2 separate regions of the Homo sapiens genome follow, and region 1 is linked to region 2. The links are chromatin loops, found by intact Hi-C in ENCODE. Cell type or tissue: prostate gland. All regions are shown on one strand. Each heading gives the region's core, and the rest is flanking DNA. Links, peaks and the distances in the headings are about the cores only.

What was found. A loop is a pair of places that touch in the nucleus more often than their neighbours do. Peaks named below come from ENCODE experiments on the same cell type or tissue, not always from the same donor. Only the 100,000 strongest peaks of a DNase experiment are listed, where the experiment ranks them.
Region 1: a loop joins it to region 2, with 2.3 times the contacts of the local background. A loop is called at or near these places in 48 of 110 quality-filtered maps.

Annotation. Positions count from the first base shown.
Region 1 is chr4:15,723,814-15,735,621 of GRCh38, forward strand. BST1 (bone marrow stromal cell antigen 1) reads left to right here. Exons shown (of 9, transcript NM_004334.3): 9 at 7,927-8,974. The coding sequence ends at 8,032. It also overlaps the pseudogene RPL10AP7. Among named protein-coding and RNA genes, the nearest start is that of BST1, 27 kb to the left of the region's middle. In prostate gland, for the core only: a CTCF peak has its summit at 6,285 (motif pointing right); a DNase peak (open chromatin) is centred at 6,318.
Region 2 is chr4:15,994,866-16,006,673 of GRCh38, forward strand. PROM1 (prominin 1) reads right to left here. Exons shown (of 28, transcript NM_006017.3): 13 at 11,673-11,808; 14 at 5,631-5,754; 15 at 3,520-3,623. Among named protein-coding and RNA genes, the nearest start is that of FGFBP2, 38 kb to the left of the region's middle. In prostate gland, for the core only: a CTCF peak has its summit at 6,722 (motif pointing left); a DNase peak (open chromatin) is centred at 6,696.

The sequences.
Region 1 (11,808 bases), core at 2,037-10,036, 270 kb before region 2:
TATATGCTAGGAGTGCCCATTCTCCACTCCTCCACGCTATGTATTTTCTATATCCATATCTGTATCTGTGCCTGTACCTATAGCCTATCATTTTAGCCCATCTTAGGGGTAAAACATAGTGCATTATTGTCATTTCAGTTTGTGTGGGCAGGAAGATTTCTGATCCCTCCACTTGAATTCTTTTCCGAAATCTATTTACTAACATCATACTTATCCTGACAATCCAACTCAAGTGTTCTTTGCTCTGTGAGGCTTTCCTCATTCTCCACGTTGATTGAGGAACTCCCTTCTCTTTGCTTCCAAGGACTTTGTACACAACCTGATGACAGTGCTTTACTCTTCCTAGCCCTGCTATCGTTCATTCTGTACCATCTGCCTGCCTCACTCTGCCTTCCTCTTTGTGTTTCTCTTAGTATTTTTCATTACAGTTGCACATAGTAGGTGCACCATCTATGCCTGTAGGATCCGTTCTTCCATCTACAAGGGAAGAGAACTAATCAGAGTGCACAGTAACTATATGCTAGGCATTTGCTGTGTGCACTACATAAAATAGTATGTTTATCTGAATAACCAGTACATTAAAGAGAGTCAGGCTGGGTGTGGTGGCTCATGCCTGTAATCCCAGCACTTTGGGAGGCTGAGGCGGGTGGATCACCTGAGGTCAGGAGTTCAAGACCTGCCTGACCAACATGGTGAAACCCCATCTCTACTAAATACAAAACATTAGCCAGGAGTGGTGGTGCGTGCCTGTAACCCCAGCTACTTGGGAGGCTGAGGCAGGAGAATCACTTGAACCCAGTAGGCAGAGGTTGCAGTGAGCCGAGATTGCACCAGTGCACTCCAGCCCAGTCAACAAGTGTGAAACTCCATCTCAAAAAATAAAATAAAATAAGAGAGAGAGAGAGAGAGAGAAAGAGAGCACATGCACTGGTGAGCTGGCTTGTCATCCCCATATAGTTCTTATTCTCTTTTTCATTTAGTAATAGAACCCTTGAATTTTAGATGGTTCATGGCTATCAAGAATAATGATCCTAGCCTCTCTACCCACTGTGGCCAAGTGACATGTGCAATTTCTGGGTTTAGCACTTGAAAGGAAGGGACTTACATTCCCTTTCTCCTTTTATGCTGGCTGGTATATGGGCCCACAAGATGTGGAGGTGAGCGTCTTCAACTGGGCGTGGCAGAGTAACACAGCAAAAGGAAGCCGGGTGCCTCTGTACCATGGCATCACTCTACCAGCCCTGAAGAGTTACTGAGAGAGAAATAAACATCTGTCTTCTCTAAGCCACTGTCATTTAGACAGAAGCCAGATTTTATTTGATCCAATGTGGGTAGGTTCATATTCTCCCTTCAGAAGCAAAGAAACTCTGGCTCAGAGAAGTTTATGAAGGACTCACCCAAGACCACCCAGCTAGTGCAGGCAGAACCAGGATCTGAAGGAGTCTGAGAACTGTCAAAATTCACTCTGGCAGATGTCTTGCTCTTTGGGCTGGAAATTAGGACAACAGACCCATCATCTCCAGCATGTATTCTAGGAGCCAACATCCCAGGGTTCGGTGATGGATTTAAGTCCTCTCCTCATTCTTTAATGCTATTCGTTCCCTGTGAATTTGGCATGCATCGTTTCTGAGTCCTTTCACAGGAGGTAAAGGATAGCCTGTGAACCTGGGTCTTTCCTTTCCTCACCTGAAAATGAAGTCCACCCTCATGTCGCTGCTGCTCAAAAACCTTCAAAGTTACCTACTACCAAGTTCAGACTTCTAGTCCCATCTTCCAGGTTCATCATACTCTTTCCAGACACGTCACCCACAGCTTCTCATCTGGAATGTTTATTTCAAGGCTAGTTTTGATCCACTTCCCATAAGATATCATATGCTTTCCTGCTCATCAGCCTGTGGAAACACCGTTTTGGCAGTAGTAAGCACTCTGTTCTTACTGAGTTAGTCAGATGATCTGAAATTGTCAGTTTTCTTATCTACAAAGCCTCCATGAGGTTACCCTGATCCCTGATCTCAATATTTAAAATCATAGCCTCCATCTCACAACTGTGGCTCTTCAAAACCCTCATGTGACTGCATTTTTTTTCTTTTTTATAGTGTTTATCTTCTGACTGACCTACTTGTGAAGTGCGGTCTTTTTTTTTTTTTTTTTTTTTTTTTGAGACGAGGTCTCTCTCCTCTCTCTGTCACCCAGGCTGTAGTGCAGTGGCACAATCACGGCTCACTGCAGGTTTGACCTCCTGGGCTCACGTGATCCTCCCACCTCAGCCTCCCAAACAGCTGGGGATACAGGCACTTACCACTACGCCAGCTAACTTTTAAAGTTTTTTTTTTTTTTTTTTTGTAGAGATGAGGTCTCACTATATTGCCCATGCTGGCAAATTCATTCTTTAGCGCCTCCCACCTGTCAGAACATGAGCTCCAGGAGGTCAGGGACTTTGACCTGTTTTTTTCACTGATGATGGTATTCTAAGGACCTAAAACAGAACTTGCAACTCGGTAGACACTTAGGAATGAATGAATGGATGAATAGATGAATGAACGAATGAATGGTTGGATTCTACCCTGGAAAGGCATAGATTTAAGAAGAACGATGTTCAAAGGTGCTGGGCAGCCAGAAGGAATGACAAATGCTCTACAACACCTTCAGAGAAGTGCCCAGAGGCTGCATATGCATAAGGTCTACATTTTGATTGCAAGAAAAAGAATCCTTGTGTGGCTCACTTATGTGGAAAAGGGGGAATAAAGTTGTTGCAAAGATTAGTGGTATAGACTTTCTAAGGAGCCTGGAACCTCATAAGTCTTGGATAGGGAAGTGTCTGTGGTGTTAGAATTACTTAGGTTTGTATGGTTTTACTCTTTGTCTCATTAATCAGACTGTCAACCTATACAGAAACAGACCATGTAAAATTCCTTGTTGTAAAACCCACTGCACCCTACACCACCATTCCTGAAATGGGCAAATGGTGCCATCCTAGCACCAGTGCCTTGGGTTAGCTCCCCTGCTGCAGGAAGAATAAGGAGAACGAGGGTAGCTCTTCTCACTTTTCCTCGGTATTTTTTTTTTTTTTTTTTTGAGATGGAGTCTCGCTCTGTTGCCCAGGCTGGAGTGCAGTGGCGTGATCTCGGCTCACTGCACCCTCCGCCTCCCGGGTTCAAGCAATTCCCCTGCTTCAGCCTCCCGAGTTTTCCTCAGTATTTCTGAGCACTTTGCAGTGTCAGGCTTCCAGCTGGCACTCTGGAGTCATCATCTCATTTTACTCCAACCACATTCCTAGAAGGAAGACAGTTTGATTGTCATCAATGATGCTGAGGTTCAGAAGGATTAAGTGATCATTTAATGTTACTCAGAGGCCGAAGCAAAACGGAGATTTGTCTGTGTGTAAAGTTCTCATTCTTCCTACCACACCACACTGCCTTAAAATGTCTCTGGGTCTCACACCACAGCAGGTAAGTAAGGGGTTTGCAGTTCCTGACCTGTTCTTCCCTGTGTGTGGGCATTCTTTCAGTGACTGTTGGTAGACATTTTTGACAATTCTGGCTGATTCCTTTGAATGTCAAGGATAAAACTCTCTTTCACTCTGCCAAGTTTTTCACCAACTTTCATCACCCTGGCAGGAATTTTTCTAATCTATTTTTTAAACATTCTAGCTGTGAATAGTCATAGATAATTTACAAAAGAGAAACCACAAATAGCAAATATACAAAATTATTTAATCACTCTAATAATAATGGAAAACAAATTCAACAAGGTGTCATTTTCACCTAAACTTTCTTGGCATACATTAAAACATAGCAGAAAAATGTTTTAGAGATGTTATTCAATGCTTGATGTCACTGTAAATTGATAAAGTGCTTTGGGAAAACAATTTGACAATATGTGTCAAGAATTAGAAAAATATCACAGTCTTTGACCTAGGTCACACTTTAGGGTACTTTTGGTGCCCTATTCCAAACAAGTGATTTGAAATGCACATACAGCCTATATGCTCAAATATGTTCTCCAGAGCATTCTTTATAATACTGAAATACTGGGAACTGGACTCAAATATCCACTGACAAGTAAACAGTTACATCAAAGGGTACACTTACTGGAGGGAGTAGAATATAGCCCTTAAAGACAATGGTAGGATAATCATACAGCAAGCAGAAGACCCCATGAATAATCCAAGGGGAAAAAACCAACCTTAGCGCTTATAGGTTATAATATTGGCCAAAAATTCAGTAGACTTTTAATCTGCAGGATTGGTGATGATATGAGAAAACAGACATATAGTACTGGAATGAGGACTCAGTGTGGCACTAAGGGCCAAAGGCAAACATCAGATCTTTTAACTTAGCTGGAAGGCTCTATCCTAAATGCCCCAGGCCACAGAGACAGGACTACTCATCTCTACTTGTTTAGGAATAGTGGGGTAAAGGGCTTTTAATCTGCAAAGGTTTCAAATGAAATAAACAACTGTTGATGTAAATCCACCCATTTTATTAATAGTTTTGTGGTAAATTTAGGGACAATCTGTATGTTTTGGTATTTAATTATTGGCAATATTTTAGAGAATGTAGCATATAAGAACAGCTGTTGGATTAAACCTGTGATGCCAGTATATGGGTTACTATTAAGTAACTAATTCTTTTTCTTTTTTTTTTTTTTTTTTTGGAGACAGGTTATCGCTCTGTCACCCAGGCATGGAGTGCAGTGGTGTGATCATGGCATATTGTAACCTCAACCTCCTGGGTTCAAGTGATCCTCCTGCCTCATCCTTTCAAGTGGCTGAGACTACAGGAGCAAGCCAGCACTACTGGAAAATTTTCTTTTCCCTTCCTTCCTTCCTTTTTTTTTTTTTTTTTTTGATGGAGTCTTGCTCTGTCACCCAGGCTAGAGTTCAGTGGCTTGATCTTGGCTCATCACTGCAGCCTCCACCTCCTGGGCTCAAGTGATTCTCCTGCCTCAGCCTGCCAAGTAGCTGGGCCCACAGGTGTGAGCTACCACGCCTGGCTGATTTTTGTATTTTTAGTGGAGATGAAGTTTTACCATGTTGGCCAGGCTGGTCTCAAACTCCTGACTTCAGGTGATCCTTCTGCCTTGGCCTCCCAAAGTGCTGGGATTATAGGTGTGAACCACCATGCTCAGCCAAGTAACTGATTTTAGGCTTGGGATTTTTAGTAGGAAGTTATAAGAGAATTTTACTAAGTTTTGAACCAGTATTGGAATTTGTAAAAGAATTAAGATTAAATTTTATACATTTATTAGGTTTACTACAATCAAGTAATTGAGAAAGTTTTGCTAATTTAAAGTCATTTAAAATATTTTTTAAAAAAGATGTAATATTTTAATATTTAAGTTGAAAATAACCTGAAGCCTTGCCCAGTGGCTCATGCCTGTAACCGTAGCACTTTGGGAGTTCAGTGCGGGAGGATCACTTGAACCCAGGCATTCAAGACCAGCCTAGGCAACATGGCGAGACCCCGCCTCTACAAGCAAACAAACAAAAAATTGGCTGGGTATGTTGGTGTGCACCTATGGTCCCAGCTACTCAGGAGTCTGAGGCAGGAGGATTCTCTAAACCCGGGAAGGTCAATGCTTCAACGAGCTGTAGTCATGCCACTGCACTCCAGCCTGGGTGACAGAATGAGACCCTGTCTCAAAGAATAATAATAATAATAATAACTTAACCTGAAATAACTTGAGTTTAAAACATCACAGGAATTAAGTAAGTGTGACAAATCCTTAAGAGTTATTGTCAGAGTTCACCAGGTTTTTAAATAGAACAATGTGATTTATAAATTAAATAAAAGGGCATGGGAAAATTAGGCTTTTGAGTATATAAATGTAATAACAAGAATCAATTTTAAAAATCAAAGTAACTGCAAATAGTGCAGTTACCCCCTCAAGTATAGTCTCACATTGACAAGAAAAGGTTTTTAAGCTACAAAGTGAGAAACCAATGCACAGAACATGAACCGAGACATGTAAACCAGAAGAAAGCAAAACAGCATGTTTCTATTTGTGCATGATAATGGATGTAAGTGATAGAAATAGGTCTGAGAAAGTAAACTCCAAGCACCTAACTGTGGGTTCCTTCTAGGCAAAGGAATAGAAACTGGAAAAAGATGAAGGGAGGCTGTCATTATTAGTGTATCTAATTATGTGTTATTTTATTTTTTAAAAAAGTAAAGAAAAATGTAACCTTATGTTAATTAGTTAATTATTTGAAAGCAAAAGTAATTTTAAATTTTGAGTGAATCGAGTCTGGGACATTAACTGCATCACAGGTGCAATTGTAGAAAATGTCCGGTAGGTGGAGCACTAATACAAACCTGTGGGTCAGATTTCTTTAGCAAAAAAGAGAGGACCAGCATTCAAATGGAGTCAGGAACTTTTAAGGACAGGGCCACTAGTCCAGAGCCATGGGATATATTTCCAAGCCAACATTAGATGGTTTCATAATTTTAAAATTCATCTTTTAGTTGGTTTAAAAGAATTCAGTAATTTCTGTTTTTACAAACCCAGTGGCCAGATACTGTTTACTATGAATAGGGTCCATATTTTGGGCAGGCCCTCTGTTGATGTCTTCATGTCAGGACAGGTTTTTCTTCACCACTTAAACTCTGATCATGTAATAGCCATCAGTAGGAAACCTGGCTAACACTGTGTTCCATCCGTACAATAAGAATTCATCCACAAGGAAGAATGAGTTAACTCCCTGTGTACCAATATGGAAGCATGTTCAAAATATGATGTTAGGTGAAGAACGCACGTTGCAGATTCCATTTGTGCTTAGATAAAAGGATATCTAAAGACATCTAAGGATAATTTGCAGGGCAGCAGCAGGTCCTGTTGTCTAGAGAAGCTTTTTGCTCAGGAAAGAATGTCTTGAGATGGTATTTCAATGACGTGTGTGCTCAGGATTGCAGAAATAGGAATTAGTTATATTGAGCAGGTTCAGCATGCATGTGTTCATTGCATTCCTGGAAAGAGAACTCAAACTATCAAAGTTGGTTTTCTATGGAAAGTGCAAATGGGGAGACTAAGAGACTTTTACTTTCCACTTTATAACTTCCTATATACTATGTACATTTCTCCACAGTGTGCACAATTTGCTTTTTTTTTTTTTATACTGGTAGCAGTAGAATTTATTCAAATGTGCCTTAATATAGGCACTGGGGCTTGCCTATGGTGCTCTCGATATATAAGGCCCGGACATTCTGCCAGTTTTTCTGCCAGTTTTTCTTGAGCAATGTCACCAAGAAGTTGACAGGCAGGTGACTGTTACACACAAGCTCATTGTCTGTCCTTTTCACGTGGCCAACAGCCACAGCCAGACATAACACCTTCTTCATGTGGAAATTGATTACGGACTTCATCTCATCCACTTTGGCCACCATGTTTTCCTTGTGTGTGAGCAGGGAGGGGCAATTTCCTGCCTTATTTAGGACTGGGCCGAGGATTCGTGGGATCTGCTTGATCAGAGACTCTGAGGCCAAAAATGCATCATACTCTTGGCCAGTTTCTTGACCAGTTTCTTATTCTTGTTGAGTTTTTTCAGTACCTCGTTTTCCATGTGGTGGAAATCCACAGGCTTGGCCTTGTCACGGTGCTGCTGGTTACCCAGGACACACATGGAGAACTTGGGGCAGGGAGTGGACTTAAGCCTGACGGTGCCCGAGAAGCGCTTGTCCTTCTGGGGAGTCATAGTTCTTGAAGCTGATCTGCAACTCCACCATCTCCAGAAACTTGGGGTGCTTGCGCTGGTTTCGGTGCAGGACTTCGCGCACCGCCTCCTACGGGGTGTCACGGGAGACTTTGCTGCTCATGGCTTCTCGCTCCGCGCTAACCAGAAAAGAGACTAATACTGCACATATATTTTTGAGCGTAGATTCCATACACCAATACTGACACTTTCTCTATTTCCTTGTTAATTTGCAGGGCAGCAGCCGCTACTCAAAGAAAAGCCCCAAGTCTTTATACAGAACAAAGGGCGGGTCTTATCATTCCCCTCTTTCTGGTGCTGGCTTCCAGGACTCAACTGTAACTGGAAACTGTGTTGCTCTAACCCTCCTCCAGCCCTGCAGCCTCCCCTTGCAGTCATCATTCGTGTTCTGTGTATACCAAATGATTCTGTTATCTAAAGAAGCTTTTTGCTGGGAAAACGATGTCCTGAAAATGGTATTTCAATGAGGCATATGTTCAGGATTTCAGAAACAAGAAGTTAGTTCTATTTAGCAGGTTAAAAAATGCTGCATTAGAATTAAAGCAAGTTATTTTCTTATTTGTATAATGACACAAAGCATTGGGAGTCAGACTGCTTGTATATTATCAAACATTTTAAGAGAATTCTAATAAAGCTGTATTTTACATCATCTATATTTTCCTATATCTCCAGCAGCACGGACACTGCATGCTTGTTGATTGCTTAAGACATATGTATACTATATAAATGTATGCATATATGGTCTGCAAAGTTTTCATTTTTCATTTATTTGGTATAAAGATGTTCAGTTAATGGTTCCTTTTTGTTTTGAGAGACAGAGTTTCGCTCCTTTGCCCAGGCTGGAGTGAGGTGGGGAGATCTCAGCTCACTGCAACCTCTGCTTCCAGGATTCAAGCGATTCTCCTGCCTCAGCCTCCCAAGTAGCTGGGATTGCAGGTGCCTGCCACCATGTCCAGCTAATTTTTGTATTTTTAGTAGAGATGGGGTTTCACCATGTTGGCCAGGCTAGTCTCGAATTCCTGACCTCAGGTGATCCACCCACCTCAGCCTCCCAAAGTGCTAGGATTACAGGCGTGAGCCACCACATCCAGCCATAATAGTTACTTATAATGAGGGAAAAACCCAAAATATCCAGTAATATTTACATATTTACTGAAACTGTTTGGAACTTGTATTAGTTTGTTCTTGCATTGCTATAAAGAACTGCCCGAGACTGGGTAATTTACAAAAATAAAAATAAAAAAGAGGTTTAATTGACTCACAGTTCTGTGTCCAGAATTGTGACAAAATTGTGACAACCTCTGGGTTTTTGGTCTTGCTGACTTCAAGAATGAAGCCATGGACTTTTGCAGTGAGTGTTACAGCTCTTAAAGATGGTGTGTTCAGAGTTTGTTCCTTCAGATGTGTCTGGAGTTTCTTCCTTCTGGTGGGTTCGTGGTCTCGCTGACTTCAAGAATGAAGCTGCGGACCTTCGCGGCAAGTGTTACAGCTATTAAAGGTAGTGCGGACCCAAAGAGTGAGCAGCAGCAAGATTTATTGTGAAGAGCGAAAAAACAAAGCTTCCACAATGTGGAAGGGGACCCAAGCTGGTTGCCACTGCTGGCTCGGTGGCCAGCTTTTATTCCCTTATTTGGTCCCACCCACATCCTGCTGATTGGTCCATTTTACAGAGCGCTGATTGGTCCATTTTACAGAGTGCTGATTGATGCATTTACAATCCTTTAGCTAGACACAGAGTGCTGATTGGTGTGTTTACTATCCTTTAGCCGGACACAGAGTGCTGACTGGTGTGTTTTTACAGAGTGCTGACTGGTGCATTTACAATCCTTTAGCTAGACACAGAGTGCTGATTGGTGCGTTTACAATCCTTTAGCTGGACACAGAGTGCTGACTGGTGTGTTTTTACAGAGTGCTGACTGGTGCATTTACAATCCTTTAGCTAGACACAGAGTGCTGATCGGTGCATTTACAATCCTTTAGCTAGACAGAAAAGCTCTCCAAGTCCCCTCTCGACCTAGGAAGTCCAGCTGGCTTCACCTCTCTGTTCCACAGGCTTACAGGAAGCATGGCTGGGGAGGCCTCAGGAAACTTACGATCATCATGGAAGGCAAAAGGGAAGCAGTCATGTCTTACATGGCCAGAGAAGGAGGAAGGGAGTGAAGGGGGAGGTGCTACATGCTTTCAAACCACCAGATCTCGTGAGAACTCTGTCATGAGACAGCACTAGGTGATGGTGCTAAACCATCCGAAACCACCTCCGTGATCCAATCACCTCCCACCAGACCCCACCTTCAACACTGGGGATCACAATTCAATATGAAATTTAGGTGGGGATACAGAGCCAAACCATATCAGAACTATTTACATGGGTTTTAGAATATTTGTAGAATGGAGTATCATTCAACAAGTAAAAGCCATGTTTACCAATTCACATGTCCTTCAGATGGTGAAGGAATAAACTAACTGGTAAATCTACACCATGGAATACTACTCAGCAATAAAGGTAACTACCTTGATATATGCAGCAATATGGATGAAACCCAAATGTGAGAGCTGCCGCACCAAAAGGCCACCAACTGTATGATTCTATTTATATGACATCCTCGAGAAGGCAGAACTATAGTAGCGGAGAGCAGACCAGTGATTGTGGGGGTTGAGAATGATCAGGACTAGAAGGAGGCGCTGACTGCAAAGTGACACTGAGAAAAATTTTGGGAGCGATGGAGCTGCTCTGTGTCTTGATTGTGGTGGTGATTGCATGAATCCAAGTGTTCGTCAACACTCATGGCCCTGTACATGAAAAAGAGTAAATTTTATTTTATGTAAACCAAAAAGAAATGTTTTCAAAGAACATTTAATCACATAGGAAAATGTGTAAGAGATAAAATATAAAACTTAATTATATGATGAAAATGTCTAAAGTATGATACAAATTTAATATATTAAAATATAATATATATACGGGAAATCATTCTCAAAATTGTCTCCTCCACCAGTCGACTAAACTTAGGGGTTTACATAGCAGGAAGGAAATGTAACTATATGTGAGAAAACAGGAATGGGGGAGGGGTAAGGAAGAGAAGCTGCTAAACAGGAGTCATGATGGATGAAGGGTCTGGCATCTAATTGTGTGGATGTGGTGGTCTGGTGAGTTTCGGTTCCTTGATACTAACTGGTTGCCTAAGGGTCAGTTTCCTGAAGAAGGAATTCAGATAAGACAAATGTAAGTTTCAATCTTAGATGAGAGGGTCAATTTTCATGTTTATCCAAAAAACAGTAGACATCACTTCTCTGGGACAGCTGGGCTGGTTTCAGTCGGACACTGCCACAGGGAGCAGGCAGGAGCGGGAACCAGGCCACGCTCAGAAGGGTTAAGGAAAGAGACTTTGGGAAGTGAGACTGCAGAGGAATGAAATCCATGAAAACCTGGCATGGTAGAATGTTCATTTGGTGTAGACACTGGTGTGTATTGTAAAAGCGGTATTAGCTTCTTACAGAAGGTGTGCTCAGCTGGGCTCCTCTAACCAAGTTGCTTGGTGCTCTACCCAGACGTGCTCTCTACTCTCTCCCTCCTCAGGGTCTTTGAACATGTTGGTCTCTCTGTGTTGATTTTCCTTCCTGCCCTGTCTCCCATCTGGCAGACTCTAAGACATACCTTAAGCATCACCTCCTCCCTGGATCCTTCTGTTGACCTCTCTCCCTGCAAAAAAGCAAAGAATTCCCTAACAGGGCCCATCTTCATGGTGTCAGCATTGTTTGGGTCCTTGCCTAACTTCACCCTGGGACTGTGGCTTCTTTGCAGACTCACTCATCTTTGCAGCCCTAGCCTAGCCCTGCTTGGATGAAGTAGACCTTCCACGTGTGAATGAACTAAGTTTAATAGAGGAAAACAGAGGGTGGGGGATTCTTTAGCTTTCTTTTGTTGGAGGAGGCCAGGGAGGGTACAAGGGAAGCTTAATAACAAGGTGTGGCATGCTTTTCTGTATTTATGGCATACTTTCATAAAACACTTGAAGTGTGTGATATTGCTAGGGTGTGTGAGGGGAGCCGTGAGGGAAGATGACAAGCAGCATAAGACTTTTGGGTACTTAGAGAAA
Region 2 (11,808 bases), core at 2,411-10,410:
TCCAGAGAACAAGCGGGTTGGTGTTGTTGGAACTTAGAGCCTGATGCATGAACAACCAGAGGTAAAACTGGAGGGCTCTGCAGGAGCCAGAATCACAAGGAGCTAGCATGCCAGGCTGAGACACTTGGCTTTGTCCTCTCAGCCTAGGGGTGGTGAACGGGTTTAACTGTACAGAGAAAAGCCAATGGATTGCTAATGTATGCCTAGAGCACGCTGTCCAGAAGGAGCCTGAGGCTCCCTGGGCTAAGCAGAAGACCTCGGTTGACTATCAATGTCTACCCTGAGTATGGGGGATGGGCACTGGACACTTGTTAGCTGCCTCTGCCAGAAGCAATGGAGAAACTTAGGTAGGAAGTGACACATGTGGTTGGGTCACATCACATCATGCTTGGAGGTTTGGAGGATGGAATGGGAACAAGGAGACCAGTTGGAAGGAGAGAGAGAGAGAGAAAAAGAAGAAGAAGACGAAGAAGACGAAGAAGAAGAAGGAGGAGGAGGAGGAAAAGAAGAAGAAAAAGAAGAAAAAGGAGGAGGAGGAGGAGAAGAAGAGGAGGAGGAAGAGGAAGAAGAAGAAGATTTAAGAAAGATTTAGAAGACAAAGCCTACGAGTAACATTTATAAGTTCATTCTGAGTGTTGTCTCAGGGCTCCAGAAGCTCAGTTTTCACTGCCATGGGCTGAATAATGGAAACGAGGACTTTTCTCTGTCCTTTAACTTTGTATTTGGCCCCAAAGTGGTAGTGGGATTTTTAAAAGCTCCCAAAGAGTAGCCTACTGCCCCTACCTCCCTGCCTTTGTCTGTGTCCCTCGGCCGAGGTACCTTTTTCCTTCTTGGCCCAGCCAATCCCCACTAACCTACTAAGATCAGCTTAGGTGCCATTTCCCTCAGGTAGTCCTTCCTAATCCCTCCATTCCCACACTGCATAAGACACCCTCCTTGGGGCTTCTAGAGTAGCCTCAATACATTTCTGTCACCTGTAAGTATCACTGTATTCTAGAACACTTCTTTACAGATCTAACTCCCTGCTAGGTTTTCCTTGACAAGTAGGACCAGAGTCTAATTCAATTTTGTATAATATCTCAGGTATACCGTTACCACAGGTGCTCATATAATAATAAAAGCAGTTGTTAGTATGGTACTTAGCTCGCTTTACAACAGGTGCTCATAAAATAATAAAAGTAGTTAGTATGGTACCTAGCTCACAGAGTGGTGTGGATATTAAAGAAGTTTACACAACCGAGGTGTTTCCATCAGTCTTGGCATACAGAAAGCACCATGCAGGTGCTAGCTCTTAGCATTTTGTTAAATTACCACTATTACCACTTAGCATAATATTTATTAGGTAATAGAAATAAACAGTAATGGCCGGGCTTGGGGCTCACGCCTGTAATCCCAACACTTTGGGAGGCCAAGGTGGGTGGATCACCTGAGGTCAAGAGTTCGAGACCAGCCTGACCAACATGGTGAAACCCCATCTCTACTAAAAATACAAAAATTAGCCAGGCGTGGTGACAGACACCTGTAATCCCAGCTACTCAGGAGGCTGAGGCAGGAGAATCGCTTGAACCCAGGAGGCAGAGGTTGCAGTGAGCTGAGATGGTGCCATTACACTCCAGCCCGGGTGATAGAGCGAGACTCCATCTCAGAAAATAAATAAATAAATAAATAAATAAATAAATACTTAGTAATGACACAGCTACATTTGTTTTAAAATAACTTCTGTGGTTTGGCTACAGGAACTAATGACCATTGATTAATTAAATGTGTGCATATTTCAAAATATTTTTAAAAAGTACAAAAAGAACCTTGCAATACCTAAAAGTATAACAAATTCACAAAATGCTTAAGAAGTCTCTTGAATATCAAATGATGGCGAATACTACTAAGCTATATAATAACGCTAGGCATAGGGTTAATACTTGCTTAAAATTGCATAAAGGAACTCTGAGAGAATAATAAGAACACTAAGAATGGTGGTTCACGTGTAGGGCATGGAAGGGCTTCTGTGTCTCTGACTTATGAAGTGTTCTGCTCTCAATGTGAGTCACTATCGCCCTGTTATTTTTAGTTTCATTCACTATGAACACACCATGTTAACACACACATCCTCCGGCCCTTCGGTCTCACAGTGGGAGAAATAAGTGTCACCAGTGTTTAAAAAGCATCCTGTGAACTGATTTCAAATACTCTTAAAGTGACTCCCTTCCCTGTGGCTCATAGCAGAGAGCTGCCCATGGGTTCACACCTAAGATCAGACACCTAAGACTACCAACCATCAGACTAGGAGCCCATTTCACCACTGAGCAAAAGCAGACACTACACAGTGAGCTAAAAGAAATGCATTTCAATGAAACATATATATATATATGAAATGCATTTCGTTCATATATATATATGAAATATATATTCGTTCATTCATATATATATATATATGAAATGCAAACATATATATATATATATATATGAAATGCATTTCTCTTAGCTCACTGTGTAGTGTCTGCTTTTGCCCAGTGGTGAAATGGGCTCCTAGTCTGATGGCTGGTAGTATACATCACCTGAGGTCAGGAGTTGTTATATATATATATACATAGTTTTTTTGTTTTCTTTTTTCCTGAGAGAAAGTCTCACTCTTTTGCCCGGCTGGAGTGCAGTGGCACGATCTTGGCTCACTGCAACCTGCGCCTCCCTGGTTCAAGCAATTCTCTTGTCTCAGCCTCCTGAGTAGCTGAGTCTACAGGCACATGCCACCATGACTGGCTCATTTTTGTATTTCATTTTTAGTAGAGATGGGATTTCACCATATTGGTCAGTCTGGTCTCGAACTCCTGACCTCAGGTGATCCACCTGCCTCAGCCTCCCAAAGTGCTGGGATTATAGGCATGAGCCACTATGGCCAGCCTAGATGAACAATATTAAGAACAGGTATTGTTTATCAAGTCCAAATGATGTGTCAGGCACCATTCGAATCTCATGTATCTTACTTAACCCTAAAACAACCCCAGGGTCAGATTCCTATGATCATGACCCCCGTGGAACAGAGAAGATGTGGAATTGCCCAGGGCACAGAGCCTCCAGGAGGGGGCCGGGGTCAGAGCCCAGGAGTCCTGACAGCAGACAGCTCTCCAACTGCATTGCCTTCCCCCTATCAGTGATCCAAATCACTGAATCACCTGTTCACTATTCTTGTTGGATGGCTTTTACTTAGAGCAATGTGGTTCTTGAACAAGATCTCTCATGGGGTCCCATTAGTGCATCGTAGGGTCACCTTAACTAGTGAGTTCCAGAGATTATTGGAGAGCGAGACCTTGAAACATCACCATTCCAAGGTCTCAAAGGCTTTCAGTAGAAGGAATATATTTTTGATCTAATTTCTACTGTGTCTTTAAAATAATACAGGACAGCTTATCTCTGAAACATGAAAGTCATATAATTAAGATTTAAAAACACTTCAAATGCAAAATTCTCATTCCAGAAAAAGAACATCTTAAATAGCGAAATGTATAATGCAAATATTGATACCTGTAAACTTGTTCAAAAGTGAGCTTCATTTTTGATTTATTAAATAGCTTCCCAGAGAGATAGTATTCCCAGTCTTCATTTAGTAAGTAGGGTGTATCCAAAACCTAGAACACATTAGGAAGTATTTTCGAAAAATCAGTTTTACACTAACATACATACTAATATAATAAAATTAATATTCTGTTGAATGTATTTTGGAAATTTTTCATAACATTATTTTTCTGGTTGATTTCCAACTTATAACTAGAAAATAATAGTATAATTGGAATAAATCAATTTATTATATTTATTGATGGGTAGCATCAATCAAAATTATTAAAATTACTTTTTTTGAGAACTTTTTTTTTTTGAGACAGAGTCTTGCTCTGTTGCCCAGGCTGGAGCGCAGTGGCGCGATCTCAGCTCACTGCAACCTCCCCCTTCCGGGTTAAAATGATTCTCCAGTCTCAGCCTCCCGAGTAGTTAGGACTACAGGCACCACCACTGCCTGGCTAGTTTTGTAGTTTTAGTAGAAATGGCATTTCTAGTAGAAACAGCATTTCACCATGTTGGCCAGGCTGATCTTGAATTCCTGACCTCAGGTGATCCACCCACCTCAGCATCCCAAAGTGCTGGGATTACAGGCGTGAGCCACCACGCCGAGAACTCTTTAATCTTTAACCTTTATCTTAATAAAACAAACACATTATAAATAGAAGCAGAGTAGACCATTTGATCAGAATAGCTAATATACAGCCATTAAGTGGTGGACCCAGTGCTGCGCTATTTCTCTCTCTGGACAAAATGTATTAAAATTCACACACTTGGCCGGGCGCTGTGGCTCACGCCTGTAATCCCAGCACTTTGGGAGGCCAAGGTGGGCAGATCACGAGGTCAGGAGATCGAGACCATCCTGGCTAACGTGGTGAAACCCCGTCTCTACTAAAAATACAAAAAATTAGCCGCGCGTGGTGGCGGGCACCTGTAGTTCCAGCTACTCGGGAGGCTGAGGCAGGAGAATGGCATGAAACCGGGAGGCGGAGCTGGCAGTGAGCCTAGATGGCACCACTGCACTCCAGCCTGGGTGACAGAGTGAGACTCCGTCTTAAAAAAAAAAAAAAATTCACACACTCTCTGCCTCTGCATCATACATATTTAAGATGGGCAAATCAATGCATGACTGTACGCGCTTGAGAAGTAGAAATGGTTTTGAAATATCCCGTACTTAAGAAAAATTATCTTTGAATGATTCGACACTCTACAGGAGATAATGATGCCTGGCTTGATGTCTTTCTTTTATCAAAAGGCCAAATGGAGATCATTTGACCTGCTGGTGATCTCAACTTAATCTCCCTCGACCAGTGAAATAACTAAAATACTGTGACAACAGTATTCTCCTGATTTCATAACAGATCTTAGGCGGAAAAATGTATATACAATGAAAGAGTGAAATAGAAATATATTTTAAAAATCAGAATCTGGAGAAAAAAAAAACACAGAAAAGCCACAATTAGAAGCCAGACACTTACAACAAAATTTCCTCATTAATGAAGAAAGCAAAACTGCCAACTGGTCCCCCGGAGTCGGTGGGAGTTGGACTGAGAGGGAGAAAGCGAAGCTTGAATTCATTTCCTGGTGGCACTACTAGACGTGTGCCAGGTCAGCCCTCTGCCACGAGTCATCCGCTTATCAGTCTCTTTCCCTTCAAATATAGGGCTCATCTGTGTGGACACCTCTGTCACCTGGGAATCTCCCAGGGTGTGTGGGAGGAACCTGGGAACTGATCTTCTGATGTTCCCAGCCACATTTGGAAACTACTGCTGAGGAAAATTCTTTTCTCCCCAAATACTGCAATCCACATTGAGCGGCAGGACTTTAACTCCTGACCCTGATTTCGCTTATGATCAGAAAATAAGGACGCTCCCATATTTTTTTTTCTCTTACAAATAGAAAGGATCTACTGAATTTATTGAATATTTGAAAATTTATTGAATTTAATAATTTCAAGAAATTTACTGAATTTAAACCAAACTGCTTATAAGTTTGCACTGCTCTTAAAGTAATGCACAATATATGAAGAAATCCAAGTTTCTGTTCAAGTCCTTTCATAATGGGTAGAAAATCATATTTACCCGGAATAATTCCTTGCTCGTGTAAGGTTCACAGATCAGTTTTTCCACATTTGCACCAAAGACAAAGGTAAGAACCACAATGATCATCAATATCCAGCAAAAGAGGAAACTTAATCCAACTCCACTGGAAAAAAATATAAAGTTAGTAATTCAACAAAGAATGATTCAATATTACCTACTGATACTTACTAAATCTACCTATACTCTATAAAATAGCCCTGGGGTCTTCAGTGTTATTCAGGTGAAACAGATCATCCACCTAGGAGTGACACAGGGCTTGGGGACCTGGAGAGGGGCAGCTCCAGGACAGGCAAGGGTACACTGGATGGGGGCCTGGGGACCTGGGGAGGGGCAGCTCCAGAGCAGGCGGGGGATCACTGGATAGGGGCCTGGGGACCTGGGGAGGGACAGCTCCAGGGAAGGCGGGGATGTACTGTATAGGGGCCTGGGGACCCACGAGGGGTAGCCAATAAGGGGCTGAAAGCACACGAGGAGCACAACCCGACTTCTCTCTGAACGCAAGCACTCTTGGCACAGTGTAAAGGATAGACTGGACAGGTGCCAACGTGGATGGGACATCATTGCAGAGGCTGTTATCATGGCCCATGAGGGTGGCCTAAGGGGGCAGGATTGGTGGAGAGTTGGTGGATGATGGAGATGTAATATAGGAGACACAGGAGGCATAATATAGGAGGCAGCAGGACTCGGAAAGCGCTGAACACGAGAGGTAGAGGCAAGGAAGGGCTCCAAGGGCAGTGCCAGGGAGCGCTGATGCTCTGGAAGGAAAGAGAAGATGGGCTGGATGTTGGTCTTGTTGCCAGAGACACTGAATGGAAAGACTGTGTAGGAGTCAGTATGTTTGGAGCTCAGATATCTGGGTTTCGGATGTACCTTAGGGAGCCAGCAGCTTAGCCATGGTCATTTATCCCCAGGGCTGGCTTGGAGAGAGAAACAGCCTAGGGCTGGGTCTGGAAGACTTCAACATTTACAAAGATGGGTGGTGGAAGGAGGGGCCAGCAAACCAGACCAAGATGATGAGGCAGAGAAGTAGGAAGGTAACTATGTGGGTGTGATGCCACCTAGGGGACAAAAGGAGTGTTTGCAGGAGGAAGGAATGGTCGGCTGTCACCAACCAATGTGCTGTCTGCATTGCACAGAGAGGTCACTGCCAACTTGAAACAAGTGCAGTCATGGGGGAGGAAACCACATCGGAGTGGACCGGAGAGTCAGCAGGAGAGGAGGGCACAGGCAGCAAGCGCAGATCACTCCTCTGAGAGCCTGTGTGGGGGAAGGAGAGCTATAGGGAAGAGGCAGTGTGGGTAAAGAGTTTCTGCTTTTATTTCTGAAGAAGGGAGAGAACAGAGCCTGGTTAAGTATTGAGTGAAAGTCAAGGAGACAGGAAGAGAATAAAGACATGGAAAAGAAAGGGGATGATCCATTTTATCAGGATCAGGGAAAGGAATGGGATTGAGAATATAGCTGGCGGGATCAACCTGAGCAGGCAGGAATCCCTCTGCTTCTGGCACTGCAGAGAAGGGATGGATGTGTTTGAGAGCAGGTGTGTTTGGAAGTTTGATGATGGGAAGTTGCATGATGGCTTCTATTTTCTCTGAGAAGAAGGAGGTAAAGCCATCTGCTGAGAGAGGGGTGAAGTAGAGGAAAATGGACGTATCAGAGTGAAAAGACTGTTGCAGGAAAGTGTGGGGGGTGTCGAAAAAGAAAAAAAACAGAAAGAGAAGGAAGAAAACAAAAGAAATAAAAGAAAAGATTTGTCAGACTATGGCAAGTCCATTTGAGACAGGAGATCCTAAGTTTGTAGGGATACCCAATGTACCCGGTGCGTAGCTTTTCTCTAGCAGTGCTTAGCTGTCTAGATGTAGACATAGAGAACAAACTCTTAAATCGATCTAGGTGCAGCTGCCAAATCAAATACCATCACTGGTGCACACTAGGAAGGAGCCTCAGAAGGGTGTGGGCTGATGCTCGCAATCACCACAGCATCCCCTCCTAAGGGCACGATTCTCCCCTTTGCCTGCAGATGCCAAAGCCATAATTACAATATTTGTGTATCTTCACTAAAATAAATAGCAAGTAATGTTCATTGGAAAGGCCTAGGTCAGCCTGACTTTCTCTGACCTACAAGGCTTCTGAGTCTGGGAGAGCACAAAGAAGAAGTGAGTGAGGGCCATGCCAGGATCCCTGTCTGAGCATGTGTGTCTGTGTGTTGGAGTTAAACAACTCATATAAACCAAGACAGCTGTCTAAAAAGGGCACCATGACTCTTACTCTAAATCGCATACAGTCACTATCTCCAGCCTTTATTTTCTAAATATGCACATTCCTAGATCAGGGGTAGGGGAACCACTGCCCAAGGTCTGTTTTTCTAAGGTTAGTGAGATAATGGCTAATGTGTACTGAAAATATTGAAAAGGAGGAAGAGGAGGGGGAGAATAAGAGTAAGATGAAAGAGCAAAAGAAGGTGAAAAAGAACAAGAATATGCGACAAAGACTGTGTATGGCCAGCAGAACCTAAAATATTTATTACTTGGCCCTTCTTGGGAAAAGCTTGCTGACTAACCCCTGATTTGCACAGTTAGGATAATACATGCATCATTTTCTGACCCCCTTTCAAATGCATTATCTTAGAAACTTTTGTCAACAAATTAGGACTGTCACCTAGTTATCATTTCAGGGGCCATGTGATCTTCCACGCATGGATGTGTCATAACTCACTTGGCCACTCTTCTACAGCTGGACATGTAGGCTGTTTCCAGTGCTTCACTATCATAACTAATACTGCAAAACACCTCCCTCTTCATGATGATTTCTTCACAGTTTGGCTTACTTCCTTCACCTAGATTCCCCAAAATGGAAATTATTCGGCAAAGAGCATCATGGTCTTTTTACAGCCCTTGCTATATAGCCTGACAAACTGCTTTCCATAACCTCAGAAACTGCCACCAGCCATAGGAATGTGCCCAGTTTGTGATACCTGTGGCTGCTCTTGGCATTGTTGTCAATACCTAAAATGGGAAGTTTTATGATGGGCTTCAAATCACGAGATGCTTGTGCCTCTGTTAGATCTCCTTATCTCTGGAGAGGCCTCCTACGCCCCCCTGCAACAGATAATACATTCACCACTGCATCCTATTCAGCTGCTAAAATGCTCCTGGGGCCAGGGGTAGCGGCTCACACCTGTAATCCCAACACATTGGGAGGCTGAGGTCGGAGGATCTCTTGAGACCAGGAATTCAAGACCAATCTGGGCAACAAAGCAAGACTGTCTCCACAAAAATAAAATTAAAATAAAATGCTTCTGGGACCATCTGAAGATAAAAGATCAGAGCAGAGCCAGGGCTCTCTGACTTTCCTCCTTCCAGATCTTTCACTGGTATCCTTTTGGGAGGTAAGAATTCCTGCTTGGTTTTGAAAGAGACCATGCTCTTGATTGGATGGTGTCACCATTTTTAAAGAGCAGGTGGTGTTTTGGTTGCAACAAAACTACACATACTCTTTCTGGTTTCTACAAGCAAGTAAACAGTTTTAAAAAAAGAAACTGCATTCTTCTAATTAGTCTGATTAGACTGATGACGCTTGTATCATCTCCTCCTTTTGCAATTATCCAGTTGTTTACCAGATACCTCAAGAAGCAGAGAATTCTGCCAAGCACAGCAAAGCGTGCCATGCTGACTGGTTGCATTCAACAATAAAGAAATCATAGCCACCCTAAGTCTGCAGACTCCTTGAAATGAATCAAACAACATCTGACAGTTACCAGCCTTCTTCCTGCTGCTGAGATGAATCCTATGGCCTCCATGCCACAGGTCTCCATGTCTATAGAATTAGTATATCTAAACTAAGGTAGCTTTTAGCCTCCATCAATTTGTTGATGATTTCTCTGTTTTATTTTTTCTTTCTTTGAAGCTTGATATCACATTTTTTGTTGTATCCCTTTAAAAAGTGTGAATAAAATTTCGATGAGGGGTGCACCATTTTTCAGAGCAATTTACCCTACCTTTCAAGTAGTTAAAAAAGATGGAAATATAGGTATATATACACACCCCACCAAAACACTAACAAACAACCAAGTTAAATTGTTGTTAAATTTGTAACATTAAACTTAAAATCAATTAAACATTAAAAGTAATGGCAAAAACTGCAATTACTTTTACAGCAACCTAATAATCTTCTGTTTAATGTATTTTTGTGTATCTGTGTACATTTGAACAAGAAGGGAAGACAAATTCATTTTTCCTTGCAGATGTGATTTCTCCTTTTTTTCTTCTCTGTCCACAGGTACTTGCAGCTAATCTTTCTTTCTTTCTTTCTTTCTTTTTCTTCCTTCCTTCCTTCCTTCCTTCCTTCCTCTCTCTCTCCCTCTCTCTCTCTCTCCCTCCCCCTCTCTCTCTCCCTTCCTTCCTTCCTTCCTTCCTTCCTCTTTCTTTTTTTCTTTATTTCTCGCTCTCTCTTTTTTTTTTTTTTTTTTGACAGAGTCTCACTCTGTCGCCCAGGTTGGAGTGCAGTTGGCACGATCTCGGCTCACTGTAACCTTTGCCTCCTGGGTTCAGGTGATTCTCGTGCCTCAGCCTCCCAAGTACCTGGGATTACAGGTGTGCACCATCATGCCCAGCTAATTTTTGTATTTTTAGTAGACATGGGGTTTCACCATGTTGGTCAGGCTGGTCTCGAACTCCTGGCCTCAAGTGATCTGCCTGTCTCGGCCTCCCAAAGTGTTGGGATTACAGGCGTGAGCCATCGTGCCCAGACAAATATAATTTCTTAAGCTTTGGCCTGTGAGCATCTAAGCTTCTGTTTGTGTGGAGTTCTTTGTCCAGCCCTGGTAGACCTCAGGTCATTAGCTCTAAGGTGATTTTACGACTCTAGTTTGTAAAGGCCTATACCATACTGGAGCCTAATTATTGTAGGGAAAGGATTTATAATCATAGCTTGTAAGAAGCCTGATTTATTGTTCCAGTGACCCAAAGTTTTTTGTTTGTTTGGTGTGTGTGTGTGTGTGTGTGTGTGTGTGTGTGTGTGTGTGTGTGTGAAAATTTGGTTTGAAGACCCAAAGTTTTAAAAAACAAATTAATCAAATTAATGTACAGCATCTGCTCTCCAGCCCGCTCACTCACAGCCCCGTGCTAGTGACTTAAGTGGATAAATGAGAGAACACGACTCAGGTTTTGGTTCTTCACTCCCCAAAGGAATTGTTTCAAACCTTAACCACTGACCTAGAGCCCCATCTCACTCCCTACTGCTGATTCTTCATGATCTTATCAAAAAGAGAATATTGACTTAGAACCCACACAGCTCTCTCCCTGCAGAGCATTCAAAGCCATTACACCACATCCTAGCTTACATTTCTGGCTCTGGCCCCGGTTGCACCTGGCTCATGCCTGCTATGCTTTGTCGTATCCATAGAGTCACAGGTTTTTCAAAGACACTAACTTGGAGGTCAATGTCTTTGAAGCAGGGACAGTCGCTCCAGTCTTCTGCCGCAGGCATACCTCTCCCTGCTGCCTCACACCTGTTCTCACGCCTAATCTAGGCTACCTGTCTAAATCCTAAGGGTTCTGCCTTGGCAGCCTTAGTTCTAAATCAAGTTTCTAGAATTTCAAGCTAGCAATACTGCTGACCAATACTGCTGTCCCACAAGAGATTGGCTCAGCCTCTGGTGAGTGAATAAATGAATGAATGAATGAATGACAAAAAGAAGGAACAATAGAAATCAAGAAAGCAAGTCTAGCTGCTTTTAAAAGGAGCCTGCCATATATAAATAGTGTGCTTAAGCTGGTCTATCAAAATGCAAGTAATTTAGTGTTGTTGTTGTTGTTGTTTGTTTGTTTTTAATGTTTAGGCTTGACAGAAGTACCCAAATCAAGGAAGGTCCCATCACAGCAGGATCTCTCCTCCTCGCGACCTGGGAGCTGGAACCCCGCGTACGTGGCCCAGAGGGCGCCGGGTTCATGTAACACCAGAGTCAGCACCCAGTCTCTCTCCTGCATTCCCACTCCCACATGACAGAGAGGAGCAGACACTCACACCATGAGGAAGACGCCTCCGGTGTTGGAGACACAGCCTCGGGTGGTCGGGGTGGCATGCCTGTCATAGCCGCACACGCCACACAGTAAGCCCAGGTAGTAAAAAATCACGATGAGGGTCAGCAGAGAGCAGATGA